Regions from separate parts of the Homo sapiens genome. Here region 2 is linked to region 1. The links are chromatin loops, found by intact Hi-C in ENCODE. Cell type or tissue: HepG2. All regions are shown on one strand. Region 1 overlaps DOCK7 (dedicator of cytokinesis 7). Region 2 overlaps DOCK7 (dedicator of cytokinesis 7).

Region 1 (2,500 bases):
ACTCAAATACAACAGTGGTGATCAAGTAAAAATTTGGAACACAAGTAACATTGCATACAATCTATTACCTAACTTTCAGATGATTTCAAATATCCAATAAAAGATTTTTTTCACCATTGAGAAAGATCTTTATTTGGTTTACTTAATGTTAACAATTACACTAGTACTTTTTCTAAAATACTGTGATAGGGTAAGTACTTCCTTGATAAAGCAAGAATTTGATGTAAACCCCACTTGTATGGTGCAGTAAGAAACAAGTCATTCATTTTCTGATTGTTAGAAACTACCATATATTTGTGTATCTTCATCTACCCCTGTAGAGAATTTGAAAAGATCAGGCCCCTCTTCAGTTAACCCTATGCAAATAAATGTGACCAGCTGTGTGTGGGAGGTAGGGAGGCGCGGGGAACGACAGAGTTTGTTATTTAAAGGTGAAAATCTCTAGCTTCAGGTATAACTTAAATAACAGATTTAAGTCTTTAAGAAGACTCAACATCTTCAAAAGAATATTTTTTAAAGTGTACATAATAAAAGTAAATTAAACTAATATAGACCTCTTTAGACAGCTTTCTCTGAATTATCTGATAACGAACATAAAAATGAGAAGTGAAAGGTGTATAGGAAATCTGTCACTTTCAGAATACAGTTCTCTTTCCTACGATTTCTCAACTCAGTCAAATGCTTCAATGATGTCCATTCATTCCCCCTATATTCATGCAGTTTTTAATTTTTTCCCTATGAGACCCTTTACAATCCTCTCAAGTTTCTCACTAAAACTAAATACAATATGGAAATATTTTCTTAAAACACACATGAACAATGCTTAAATTCCTATTTTTTTCAGATATAAATTTGAACCCCCTGAACTTCAGCTTTGTCATCTATAAAATAGGGATAACCACATTGGTTCTGTGCAGGCTGCTATCAGAGTTAATAGATAATGGCCATATATAAACTAAAAGGAGCCCTAGTGTCAACTTTATCTTCCTTTTTTTTAACATTATTCACTGGGAAAATGTGTACACAAATATTTGTATAGTGACCACTGGTATGTATTATCACAAATTATGTCTTATCCTGAAACATTCCTGAGAAGGCAAAAAGAATCCAAATGAGCTAAAAGATTATCATCACCATGATCCAGCATAACCATTCAGTTAGCAAATATTTATGGAACTTTCTGTAAATTATTGATGATATTTGTATATTAGCTGTCAGCTGCTGAGGTTGTCATACATCCCTTTTCGTCATTCCAAAATTATTTCTACCTATGCTAGGTTTCTAGATATGCTTAAGGTTTTTGTTTTTTTTTAAAATAAACTATCAGTTCCTAAACATATAAGCTGTCCATAAGGCCAAGTTTTTCTAACAGCATCAAATAGAATAAACAACTTTTAATGATTTGGTTTTAAGGTCCCATGGACATTGATGGTCTAATAATACAAAGCAGGCCAATATTGACTCTGATAATCTCCCTTTTAAAATAATTCTCTTATCCAATTATACCCCAGATGCCTAGTACCCTCATGCTTTTCAAACCAATCTCTCTCAAGTTGTATAGTGCATGAGTAAATGTAATCTAATAAAGCCAAAAACAATAACAACTTCTATTGAGCATTTAATATGTACTGCATTACTTTGTGACATGCACTTTACACATATTTAATCCCCATAGATTTCTAAGATATAGGTACTTTTATTATACCCATGTTAAAGGAAGGAAAAATCATTCCTCAATTTTAAATACAGTAAGTCCTCACCTAATGTCATAGCTACTGTGACACTGGATAATGTTCTTGGAAACTGTGACTTTAAGAGAAGGACTTTAAGGACCATGTGCAGCAGGTTCTTGAATAATATCATTTTGTTCAGCATTGTTTTGTTATAACATTGACTGGAAAAAAAATGGTTTCGTCACATGTCATTTAGCTTAAAACCTTAGTTTCCAAGAACCTATTAACAATTTTAAGTGAGAACTTACTGTAATTCCTAAAAATGAAACATGGTTACAAAATACAGGTTACGAGAGCCCATCTCCCAATTTTTCATAAGCTACACATATAGTCGTACCATTTCAAGTAACACAAAAATTATTATTTCTTTATGTAATTTGGAGATTATTTTTAAAAGGGAATGGTCAACTTTATAATCATATTTTGTTAAAGAAACTATTTGGCAAAACAGTAACAACAGGAAAAAAGTCAACCAAGTATAGTAATCACAATTCTACTTCTGAATTTTCATGTAGTATCTAATTTTCTCTACTTCACTGAGGATACTCTTATACTAGAAAATTATTAATCGCTTTCTTAAAATAATGCATCCTTTTTGCTCCAACAGTTCTCACTGGTACTTGCTACTAACAGAGCACTAGGATCATTTCCATAAACTAAGAAACTTAGCCTTGACATTCTATATCACATTTAACCAATGTCTGTTAACAGGTTAAAGCATTTTATATAAGTTCCTTACAAACTGTATATAAGGAGGAATAAGGTTA
Region 2 (2,500 bases), 49 kb before region 1:
TAAATGCCTCAATTAAAAGACACAGACTGGCAAACTGGATAAAGAGTCAAGACCCATCACTGTGCTGTATTCAGGAGACCCACCTCATGGCCAAAGGCACACATAGGCTCAAAATAAAGGGATGGAGGAATATTTACCAAGCAAAAAAAAAAAAAAAAAAAAAAAAAAAAAAAAAAAAAAAAAGGCAGGCGTTGTAATCCTAGTCTCTGATAAAACTGACTTTAAACCAACAAAGATCAACAGAGACAAAGAAGGGCATTACATAATGGTAAAGGGATCAATGCAATAACAAGAGCTAACTAACCTAAATATATATGCACCCAATAGAAGAGCACCCAGATTCATAAAGCAAGTTATTAGAGACCTACAAAGACACTTAGACTCCCACACAATAACGGTGGGAGACTTTAACACCCCACTGTCAATATTAGATCAACAAGACAGAAAATTAACAAGGGTATTCAGGACCTGAACTCAGCTCTGGACCAAGCGGACCTAATAGACATCTACGGAACTCTCCACAACAAATCAACAGAATATACATTCTTCTCAGCACCTCATCACACTTATTCTAAAATTGACCACATAATTTGAAGTAAAACACTCCTCAGAAAAGGCAAAAGAAAGGAAATCATAACAGTCTCTCAGACCACAGTGCAATCAAATTAGAACTCAGGATTAAGAAACTCACTCAACTACATGGAAACTGAACAACTTGCTCCTGAATGACTACTGGGTAAATAATGAAAGGAAGGCAGAAATAGATGTTCCTTGAAACCAATGAGAACAAAGACACAACGTACCAGAATCTCTGGGACACATTTAAAGCAGTGTGGAGAGGGAAATTTATAGCACTAAATGACCACAAGAGAAAGCAGGAAAGATCTAAAATTGACACCCTAACATCACAATTAAAAGAACTAGAGAAGCAAGAGTAAATAAAGTCAAAAGCTAGCAGAAGACAAGAAATAACTAAGATCAGAGCAGAACTGAAGGAGATAGAGTCATGAAAAACCCTTCAAAAAAATCAATGAATCCAGGAGCTGGTTTTTGGAAAAGATCAACAAAATAGACCACAAGCCAGACTAATAAAGAACAAAAGAGAGATGAATCAAATAGATGCAATAAAAAACGATAAAGGGGATATCACCACTGATCCAACAGAAATACAAAATGCCATCAGGGAATACTATAAACACCTCTATGCAAATAAACTAGAAAATCTAGAAGAAATGAATAAATTCCTGGATACATACACCCTCCCAAGTCTAAACCAGGAAGAAGTCGAATCCCTGAAGAGACCAATATTCAAGTTCTGAAACTGAGGCAGTAATTAATAGCCTACCAACAAAAAAAGTCCAGGACCAGAAGGATTCATAGCTGAATTCTACCAGAGGTGCAAAGAAAAGCTGGTACCATTCCTTCTGAAACTATTCCAAACAACAGAAAAAGAGGGACTCCTCCCTAACTCATTTTATGAGGCCAGCATCATCCTGATACCAAAACCTGGCAGAGACACAACAAAAAAAGAATTTTCTTTTCAAAAGAAAAGAAAATATCCCTGATCAACATCGATGTGAAAATCCTCAATAAAATACTGGCAAACCGAATGCAGCAGCACACCAAAAAGCTTATCCACCACGATCAAGTCAGCTTCATCCCTGGGATGCAAGGTTGGTTCAACATACGCAAATAAATAAACGTAATCCATCACATAAACAGAACCAATGACAAAAACCACATGATTATCTCAATAGATGCAGAGAAGGCCTTCAACAAAATTCAACACCCCTTCATGCTAAAAACTCTCAATAAACTAGGTATTGATGGAACATATCTCAAAATAATAAGAGCTATTTAAGACAAACCCACAGCCAATACCATACTGAATAGGCGAAAACTGGAAGCATCCCCTTTGAAAACTGGCACAAGACAAGGATGCCCTCTCTCACCACTCCTATTCAACACAGTATTGGAAGTTCTGGCTAGGGCAATCAGGCAAGAGAAAGAAATAAAGGTATTCAAATAGGAAAAGAGGAAGTCAAATTGTCTCTGCAGATGACATGATTGTATTTTTAGAAAACCCCATTGTCTCAGCCCAAAATCTCCTTAAGCTGATAAGCAACTTCAGCAAAGTCTCAGGATACAAAATCAATGTGCAAAAATCACAAGCATTCCTATACACCAATAACAGGCAGAGAGCCAAATCATGAGTGAACTCCCATTCACAATTGCTACAAAGAGAATAAAATACCCAGGAATACAATTTACAAGGGGTATGAAGGACCTCTTCAAGGAGAACTACACATTACTGCTCAAGGAAATAAGAAAGGACACAAATAAATGGAAAAACATTCCATGCTCATGGATAGGAAGAATCAGTATCAGGAAAATGGCCATACTGCCCAAAGTAATTTACAGATTCAATGCCATCCCCATCAAGCTACCATTGACTTTCTTCAGAGAACTGGAAAAACTAAACTTCACATGGAACCAAAAA

Evidence for each region. Hi-C counts contacts between places; a loop is a spot of excess contacts. Peaks named below come from ENCODE experiments on the same cell type or tissue, not always from the same donor. Only the 100,000 strongest peaks of a DNase experiment are listed, where the experiment ranks them.
Region 2: a loop joins it to region 1, with 8 times the contacts of the local background. A loop is called at or near these places in 1 of 110 quality-filtered maps.

Annotation. Positions count from the first base shown.
Region 1 is chr1:62,613,030-62,615,529 of GRCh38, forward strand. The region is part of intron 14 of DOCK7 (dedicator of cytokinesis 7); the gene reads right to left. Among named protein-coding and RNA genes, the nearest start is that of ANGPTL3, 17 kb to the left of the region's middle. In HepG2, no CTCF peak of the experiment used is centred here; a DNase peak (open chromatin) is centred at 1,062.
Region 2 is chr1:62,563,722-62,566,221 of GRCh38, forward strand. All of the region lies in intron 18 of DOCK7 (dedicator of cytokinesis 7), which reads right to left. Among named protein-coding and RNA genes, the nearest start is that of ANGPTL3, 33 kb to the right of the region's middle. In HepG2, no CTCF peak of the experiment used is centred here; no DNase peak of the experiment used is centred here.